Linked DNA regions of Homo sapiens: region 1 is linked to region 2. A link is a loop called in an ENCODE intact Hi-C map of the cell type or tissue named here. Cell type or tissue: endothelial cell of umbilical vein. All regions are shown on one strand. Region 1 overlaps SLC1A1 (solute carrier family 1 member 1). Region 2 overlaps SPATA6L (spermatogenesis associated 6 like).

Region 1 (5,000 bases), 65 kb before region 2:
TCCCCAAGGGAAAGACATCTGCAGGAACAAGACACAAAACTGTACAGCCCACCTCCCCTTCTCACAAGAAGATACTTCCTGCATGGAAAATCTTGGAGGACTGGAGTTTGATTTTATTAAAAATGCAAGTTAGGAGGTGGGCACAGTGGCTCATGCCTGTAATCCCAGCACTTTGGGAGGCCGAGGCAGGCAGATCACGGGGTCAGGAGATCAGGACCATCCTGGCTAACATGGTGAAACCCCGTCTCTACTAAAAATACAAAAACAAAATTAGCTGGGCATGGTGGCCGGTGCCTGTAGTCCCAGCTACTCGGGAGACTGAGGCAGGAGAATGGCGTGAACCCGGGAGGCGGAGGTTGCAGTGAGCCAAGATCACGCCACTGCACTCCAGCCTGGGAGACAGAGCAGGACTCCGTCTCAAAAAACAAACAAACAAAAAAATGCAAGTTAGATTTTCTTATAGTTTGAGAGTATTCTGGTTTAAGAAGGTGGGAAGAAGTAAAATTGGTTGAGGATCTAAGGTATAAAGAGATGATACCAGAGGTTTGATAAATTGAGCCCTAACCTTAACAGTACATGCTTCTCAGTCTACATTCCGAGTTGGCTGTAATATATGCGGCCTCATCCACTCTTACCTTTCTTTGTGACACTGATACCCTTATCAACACACTTCATCCACGTCTCTTTCTTGTGCTCTATACACACATATCCGTGTCTTCATTAAGCATCTTCCCCTCAGTGTCCCATCCAAAACTGAACTCATCATCTTTAGAACTATCCATATTACCCACTTTGGTAGGTATCACCATCCACCCTGTTACCCAAGCTAGAAAACAAGAACCCCAGAACTTCACTTTCTTCCTCATCTCTACTGCCTTCCACCTTCAGACATATAATTTATCACCAAATACTAACTCGTCCACCTCCTAAATTTGTTCCCCTTCTCCACTCTTTAACACCGCTCACCTTGGATCACAGCAGCCACTTACAGGATTCGCACACTGCTTTCTAATGCAAAACTCCTTCCAATGAAGGAGTAAATCCTCCAGAGGCTTCCCACTGCCTTCAGGATCAGCTTCAAATCCTTAGCTTGGCGTATGGGATCCTTCACCACCTGCTTCTTCTTACTTGTGCAGTTACGTACATCTACCTAATTATGGGCCACACTGAATTGCTTGAAGCTGTTTAAATGTGCCAAGATATCCCAGATTTCTGACCTTTAAGCCTTTGCAGTAGTCTTACGAATTCATACTCGTCCTTTCCCAGACAAATGTCTCTACTCTTTTGATGAAACTGTACTGTCTTCCATCCTTAAGGGCAGGGGACATGCATCCAGCTGTCTTTGTAGTCACACAGTGTGCCATGATGCCTATTTCTGTAGGTGCTCAATAAGTGTTTGATGTGTATTTATTAGGATAATATACCTATGTATGAGTGAACAAATGAATATGCAGATGAATGAATAAGTGTAAGGAGGAATGAAGGATGAATTAGATAATTAAAAGCCTCTGCCATCAGTCAAAATGAAACTTTTTTTGTGTGTGTGTGTGTGTTGTAGAGATGGTGTCTCATTATGTTGCCCAGGCTGATCTCAAATTCCTGGGCTCCCACCTTGGCTTCACAAAGTACTGGAATTACAGGTGTGAGCCACCATACCTGGACTCATTTTTAAAATATATATATACTTGATTACTTCACCACAATAGTGTCCTTTTGCTCATGGCCCATGGGCCTAGTCCCTTTTAGAGTTCTCAGTCACCTGTAAGATACATGCCTTGAATGCTACCAGGTGATAAATTTGAGTTGGACAATGAAGAAAATATTGTACATGTATTTTCTTATTTATTTAGACCAAATAGGCTGAGAGAGTAACTTGAATATTTAAGAGCTTCCTTAAAATGCACCATAAATAATGGAAAGTGAATGACTTGATTACTTCCCTTATTTTTCTCTTATTTTTATTTGGGTTGATAGGAAGGAGGAGGTTTGTGGAGGGGGAGAAAATATAAAACAGTGGAACATGCAAAAAGAGGGCCCAATTCTTCCCTTTCTCTCAATTTCCATGATATAACTAACTCTGATCTCTCATGGTGGGCAATGGAATATTGTGGATAAAGTCTGGATAACTGAATTGTCAAAACCCTCCAATATGGACCACTAATTAAAGCACTGAAAGCACAACTAAGTGTACTCAGTATGTTAATGATGCAGAATACAATGTAACCTTTGATTCAGGAGCGGCTTCAAGATCCAAGCGTCCTGGGAGAAGCAGCAATCCCTCTTCCTGGGCGCAGAGATGCTGGTTTAACACAGTCATGTGTCAGAGAAAACTAGTTTTTCCTGCAGGCCCAAATCCTACCCTAGAGAAACCCATTAGACCTTTACCAAAATCAACTTTTCTTCTGAGTCAGACCGAATTCTTAATTGTAGGTGATAGACCAAAAGGGAAAGATGACTCAATGTAAATAATCGTTGCTATTGACAAAACAGTGCAAACCACATTTCCTGTTGATGGTGGAGTCACCCATGACGGAAAACATTTTTATTGCTTTAATAACACAATTATATTATTTTTTAACTCTTCCCCTTCAAATCCTCTAGCACTTAATATAGTGCTTGGGATATATTTGGATATTAATAAATGCAAAAGTGTTATTGCCTCTTTTTGAATTAACATACTACAAAGAATGTGTTTACTGTACTTTCTTACCTTAAAACTTAAACCTAAAAATGTATGCTAATATGAACCTTTGCTTGACATTTCATGCTTGCCTCTTTGGTCGCTAGGAAAAGTCAGCAACATTCAGCAAAACTGTCAAGGATTGGAGCATTTAATAGTTGGCTGATGGTCCACAGGCAAGTCCATCCAAACAGCCAAAGTTGTATTACTCAGTGTTTTTAAAAGATGAAGATTTGGGGTGGAGCCAAGATGGCCAAATAGGAAGAGCTCCAGTCTACAGCTCCCAGCGTGAGTGACTCAGAAGATGGGTGATTTCTGCATTTCCAACTGAGATACCAGGTTCATCTCACTGGGGAGTGTCGGAAAGTGGGTGCAGGACAGTGGGTGCAGTGCACCGTGCGTGAGCCGAAGCAGGGCGAGGCATCGCCTCACCCGGGAAGCACAAGGGGTCAGGGAATTCCCTTTCCTAGTCAAAGAAAGGGGTGACAGATGGCACCTGGAAAATCGGGTCACTCCCACCCTAATATTGCACTTTTCCAACGGTCTTAGCAAATGGTACACTGGGAGATTATATCCTGCGCCTGGCTCAGAGGGTCCTACGCCCGCAGAGACTCACTCATTGCTAGCACAGCAGTCTGAGATCAAACTGCAAGGCAGCAGCGAGACTGGGGGAGGGGCGCCCATCACTGTCCAGGCTTGAGTAGGTAAACAAAGCAGCCGGGAAGCTCGAACTGGGTGGAGCCCACTGCCCCTCAAGGAGGCCTGCCTGCCTCTGTACACTCCACCTCTAGGGGCAGGGCAGTGCCAAACAAAAGGCAGCAGAATCCTCTGCAGACTTAAATGTCTCTGTCTGACAGCCTTGGAGAGAATAGTGGTTCTCCCAGCACACAGCTGGACATCTGAGAACAGGCAGACAGCCTCCTCAAGTGGGTCCCTGACCCCCGAGTAGCCTAACTGGGAGGCACCCCCCAGTAGGGGCAGACTGACACCTCACATGGCAGGGTAACCCTCTGAGACAAAATTTCCAGAGAAATGATCAGGAAGCAACATCTGCTGTTCACCAATATCCACTGTTCTGCAGTCTCCGCTGCTGATACACAGGCAAAGAGGGTCTGGAGTGGACCTCAAGCAAACTCCAACAGACCTGCAGCTGAGGGTCCTGACCGTTAGAAGGAAAACTAACAAACAGAAAGGACATCCACACCAAAACCCCATCTGTACATCACCATCATCAAAGACCAAAGGTAGATAAAACCACAAAGATGGGGAAAAAACAGAGCAGAAAAACTGGAAACTCTAAAAATCAGAGCGCCTCTCCTCCTCCAAAGGAACGCAGCTCCTTACCAGCAATGGAACAAAGCTGGAGGGAGAATGAGAATGACGTTGACGAGTTGAGAGAAGAAGGCTTCAGATGATCAAACTACTCTGAGCTAAAGGAGGAAGTTCGAACCCAAGGCTAAGAAGTTAAAAACCTTGAAAAAAAAATTAGACGAATGGCTAACTAGAATAACCAATGCAGAGAAGTCCTTAAAGGACCTGATGAAGCTGAAAACCAAGGCACGAGAACTACGTGACAAATGCACAAGCCTCAGTAGCCGATTCAATCAACTGGAATAAAGGGTATCAGTGATGGAAGATGAAATGAATGAAATGAAGTGAGAAGAGAAGTTTAGAGAAAAAAGAATAAAAAGAAATGAACAAAGCCTCCAAGAAATATGGGACTATGTGAAAAGACCAAATCTACATCTGATTGTTGTACCTGAAAGTGATGGGGAGAAAGGAACCAAGTTGGAAAACACTCTGCAGAATATTATCCAGGAGAACTTCCCCAACCCAGCAAGTCAGGCCAACATTCAAATTCAGGAAATACAGAGAACGCCACAAAGATACTCCTCGAGAAGAGCAACTCCAACACACATAATTGTCAGATTCACCAAAGTTGCAATGAAGGAAAAAATGTTAAGGGCAGCCAGAGAGAAAGGTCGGGTTACCCACAAAGGGAAGCCCATCAGACTAACAGCTGATCTCTCGGCAGAAACTCTACAAGCCAGAAGAGAGTGGGGGCCAATATGCAACATTCTTATAGAAAAGAATTTTCAACCCAGAATTTCATATCCAGCCAAACTAAGCTTCATAAGTGAAGGAGAAATAAAATACTTTACAGACAAGCAAATGCTGAGAGATTTTGTCACCACTAGGCCTGCCTTACAAGAGCTCCTGAAAGAAGCACTAAACATGGAAAGGAAAAACCGGTGCCAGCCACTGCAAAAACACACCAAATTGTAAAGACCAGAGAGGCTAGGAAGAAACTGCATCAACT
Region 2 (5,000 bases):
CCAGGGATGGGGAGTTGTCAGGATAAAAACTGGAACCCTATTTCTCTTTTCCTTTTCTTGCCAAATTTTGGGGGCTGCTTTTTATTCTTTATACTGTGACTCCATTTCCTCCCCACTCACAAACACCTAATCCCCTACAGTCGGGCTTCCACAACATTCCTGAAACTCCGAGGTCATCAGTGCCCTGCTCATGAAATCCAAAAGGCATTTTCTCAGTCATCAATTTTTACTCTTCTGCAACATATGTCACTGTTGATTAGCTTTATATTCCACTAAGTTATTTTTCCTTGGCTTCCAAGACATTACCAGATTCTGCCCCGCCTGACCGTTTTCCACCACTCTTCCACAACCTTTGTAACCTCCTCCTGCTGCTCCCTTACTGTGGGTCTCATCTCTCCCTGTGCCACACACACAGGGTCCCCTCAAATATTTGTGGAATAAATGAACAAGCTCACATCCTTCTGGTCTTCCTCTCTCCACCAGATACTCCTCCAATATTATGGATTCCACTACCATCTCTATGCAGATGATTAACAAAAATGTGTATCCACAAAGTCTACAGCTGCCCTTGGTTTCTCCTGCCCTGATCTCCAAGCCAAACCTCAGATCCCCACCTCCAACTTCTACTGACCACTTTCTGTTGGCTTTTCCACCATCTTTTTAAACTGAACTTATCCAAAATCAATCTCATCAATCTTTTCTGTAGTCTCTCTTTCCCAGATTGGGAATTGTGGGTTTTTGTTTTTTGTTTTTTGTTTTTCGGAGTCTCGCTCTGTCACCCAGGCTGGAGTGCAGTGGCGCGAACTCAGCTCACTGCAAGCTCTGCCTCCCGGGTTCATGCCATTCTCCTGCCTCAGCCTCCAGACTAGCTGGGACTACAGGCGCCCGCCAGCATGCCTGGCTAACTTTTTTTGTATTTTTTAGTAGAGACGGGGTTTCACCGTGTTAGCCAGGATGGTCTTGATCTCCTGAACTCATGATCTGCCTGCCTCAGCCTCCCAAAGTGCTGGGATTACAGGTGTGAGCCACCGCGCCCAGCGGGGAATTGTGTTTTTAAAAATCACCATTATTTCCCCTACAATCTAGGATCATAAACATTTCTTCTTGCTTTTGACCCCAAGAGGTTTGAGGTTGCAAGGCAGGTCTATAGAGGTTGGTGCATTTATTTGAATCCGTCTGCTCTGGGATTCAGGTGGGAGCCCCTGAGTGAACAGTGATGCCTCTTTGTGAAGCGAGTGACCCAAGACTTAGCCTCTGTCCAGACATGAATCACTGGACATGGTGTACTCCTGCATTTTCTCTTCCCACGTAATTCTTGAATAAACAACTTGTATTTTGATAATCCTCTAAATTCTATTTACAACCATAAGGCCTTCACGATAAGAACAAGATTCAGAGGGATTAAAAAAATACTAAACAAAATCCCAGACAAGGCCTCCATTCTTCTCAACACCCACCTTGACCCCTAGTAATTCTAAGTGTTCCCTATTCTATCTCCCTGGCCAAAAAGAGACCACAAAAAGAAAAGTCCCTAAAGGATTTCATTTGAGCTCCTATTTTGTTCTCTTAGTCGTTGAGTTCATCTTGCCTCACACATCATGAAGAATATGAATCCACAAAATGAAGGACACTGTGTCCTTATTTCTGCAGGGCAATTATTCTCTCCATCAATACCTCATTCTGCTGACTAAGTAGTTCACCTTCACTTTGTAACAAGCCCAGGCCACCGGACTTAACCACTTCTTCCTTAAAAGGGCCAGGTACCTCCCCCATACACCCACAGGTTTTTAAGCACCCCTAAAATAAGTTGTCTCATGATGTCTTCCCAGCCCTGATGTCTAATCAGCCCTTCTCTTTCCTGTGACTCTCCTACTCAGTTGAGGTTCTATTGCCCTAATTTTCAGACTTCTTCAAAGGCTTTGTCAGAGTCTCCCCACCGCCAGCCTCTACCTACTCCCAAACCATCCTGCACAAGATCATCAGATTAATACTTTGCTTTCTGGCTCCAAAACTCTAACGGCTTCTTATTGTCTACAGCACAAGTTGAAAATACTCGCCTGAATATTTAGGACACTTCAGAAGATACCCCAAAGGACATTTCCTCTTCTCTATATACATATGCTTCATTATACTCTCCCCAGTTGCCTCACTCTCCCAAATCTCTTCTCTACCTGGTCTGCCTATTTTTTAAATGCTGAAAATAAGTTCTGGGCCTCCAACACCAATACCCCACTGTTTCTAACCTCCTGAAACATACAGAAGCAACAGTATCTTGGTACATAATCAGATACTGCCTTATATTATTAAGTTAATCAATATGAGACGATTATAAAGTAATGAAATTGAGTTCCACAAACCTCACTGTAAATCAATACCATTATTTTATACTACTAAACAGGAGTCAAAACTGGTGGCTTTGGGCAAGACCCAGCTTCAGACCAGCTTTATGTGGGCCACAGAGCCTTTGGCTGGTTTAGATTTGAATTTGAAGATGAACACCTTGTGGGAGGATGGGGTGTTACATGCTCCACTTCACTCCAGCTCCCATCACTCACCATTATTTCAAACTCAACTGCTTCTGACAGTCACAAATCCTGCCTGGTCCTAAAGACATCCGAGTTTGCAACACCTTTTGGGAATCACACTTGAAATATCTCGTTTAAGGTCTCATTGCCCCAGTAAGTATGGAAACTTCAAGAGGGCACGGGTTGAATTTTACACCCCTTAGTGTGACCCCTCCCGACCCCACAGGGTCCTGCGCAATACTGAGCACACAGAAGGAGTTTAACAAATACAAGTTGAGTGGGTCCATGCGAGGCTGTGGGATCAATTTTGTTAACTGCAGGGCTGGGAGGAGACCCAGTGAACAAAGGACGTCATCCTATCCCTTAAGCAACAACAAATGAGCTTTCATAATGAAGAGTTCCCACCATGAATGCAACGCTTCCAGCAATAACACCTACTGCCACTGCCTACGGTCTGTTCCTGGAAGTCATCCCAATAAAACAAGTATGATGTTTATCTCAGTTCAAAATTCCAATTTCAGTGAGTGTCCGTTCCTGGAGAAAAAGGAACAGGAAAGTTTATTTGGGGGTGGTGGGGAGGAGGGGACTTCCTAAAAATGCCGTTTACAAACATAACATTTCAATGACAGGAAATACGAGCAGAAAGCCTCTCTTGTTGGCCTAAACAAGAAGTGGTTAATTGTTCCAACTTCTGTCAAGAGACCTTAGTTGCTCTGTTATTCTGAAATGTTCTGAGTTCATGTTTTTCAAACCCTTTAAGTTGAATTATCTGTGATGCCTCAGGGCCAACCAGGTGGCAGCAAAGGGGTGACAGGAAGTGGTACAGAGAACCTGAGGTTTGGAAACAAGACAGAGCAGGGTTTGCAAACTGGCTCTGACGCTTGCTTTTCTGAGCCTCAGTGTCCTTAGCAAGAAATAGGGGGAGCAATGCTTTCCTCAAAAAATTAAATGAGATGAGAATAAGAATAGCTAATGCTCACTGAGTGCTCATTTTGTGCCAGGCACTGATTTAATGTACTTTAAATGTATTATCTACCAACAATAACATTATTAGACAGATACTATTATTACCTCCATATTATACATAAGGACATTGAGACACAAAGAGGTTAAATTATCTGTCCAAGGCACTCAGCCTGTAAATGGCAGAACTAGGATTTAAATCCAGGTACTCGGAGGGGCGCAGTGGCTCATACCTGTAAGCCTAGCATTTTGGGAGGCCGAGGCGGCAGATCACTTGAGGCCAGGAGTTCAAGACCAGCCTGGTCAATATAGGGAGACTCCTTCTCTATTTTTTATATATATAAAAAAAGAAAACAAAATACACACACACACACACACACACACACACACACACACACACACACACACACGGTGGGGCGTGGGGGGTGAGGTGGGCGGAGCTAATGGATCACTCTAAAAGACGCAGAATCCCAAGGAAAAATTTTGGACTAGAAACTCCTCATTTTGTTGAAGAAGCTCCATCAACTCAGCCATCAAGAAAAGGACCCATCTGCACCATGTAAAAGCTCCTGTCCTAGACATGACCCTGTTTTGACCAAATTCCCTATGTGAAATTAAGCATAGGTTCTTTCCTTTGATAAACAAAGTAACTTCATTGCCATAATTTGGTGCCCCTAGATTCAGTGTGGAGGATGGGGCTCCCAGGCCAAAGGAGCAAAGGGTTGGGGCTCTCATCACTGTTGGCAGGGTTCCCAGCACAAGGGAAGAGAGAAGAGGTCTCCCTAAGACCTGCAGGTCCGCTAAGTAGTGCTAGGAGGGGTCCCCTAACCAGAGAAAGACAGCAGTCCCATCCGGTGGTACTAGTGGGTTCTCTGGTCACAGCATGGACTACAGAGCATATCCTGTTCCTCAGGCTGCCCTCCAGAGAGCCCAGCGGGCTCCTTTGATGGACCAACTCAGGGGAGTACTGGCTATACTGAGAGTAGCCTGGCATTTGGGTGCTAGGGCTGAACTCACACACATACCCATCAGTCTTCTCAAATTACACCTAAAACCCGCCACCTCTTTTATGTCAAACATATCATTTGCACTCTCATTTTTTAAAAATCTCTTTTATAATTCATGGCCTACAGGCTTCAGCTAACTTTGGGTCAGTCAGGTGACCACAGAGAACTGGCCTCATTGTACAGCAGCTTTTGTTTGGAGGGCCTAGGTTCCACAAAGGAGATTTTCTTAGGAGCCTCTGCAAACCAAGACCCCATGAAACATGCCCATAAAATATGCTCCAGGCTTTGACAGATCTGCAACCATAAAAATCAAGAAAGGAATTATAAACTGAAGCAAGACAGATGGGAATTCTTTTTATGATGTTTAATGACACAGATCTTCCCAAAGTAATCCAAACCCCAAAACATCACAAAATTATTCATACTATTATACACTCCAAAAGCAAAATACTTCAACTGCAATCCTTGCCCCAGCATGATTCCTCAAAATTGAGATAACTCCTTG

What was found. Hi-C counts contacts between places; a loop is a spot of excess contacts. Peaks named below come from ENCODE experiments on the same cell type or tissue, not always from the same donor. Only the 100,000 strongest peaks of a DNase experiment are listed, where the experiment ranks them.
Region 1: a loop joins it to region 2, with 11 times the contacts of the local background. A loop is called at or near these places in 2 of 110 quality-filtered maps.

Annotation. Positions count from the first base shown.
Region 1 is chr9:4,528,157-4,533,156 of GRCh38, forward strand. All of the region lies in intron 1 of SLC1A1 (solute carrier family 1 member 1), which reads left to right. Among named protein-coding and RNA genes, the nearest start is that of SLC1A1, 40 kb to the left of the region's middle. In endothelial cell of umbilical vein, no CTCF peak of the experiment used is centred here; DNase peaks (open chromatin) are centred at 2,475 and 2,825; H3K27ac peaks cover 2,105 bases.
Region 2 is chr9:4,593,472-4,598,471 of GRCh38, forward strand. SPATA6L (spermatogenesis associated 6 like) reads right to left here. Exons shown (of 12, transcript NM_001353486.2): 12 at 4,845-5,000. Among named protein-coding and RNA genes, the nearest start is that of PLPP6, 66 kb to the right of the region's middle. In endothelial cell of umbilical vein, no CTCF peak of the experiment used is centred here; a DNase peak (open chromatin) is centred at 3,060; H3K27ac peaks cover 1,350 bases.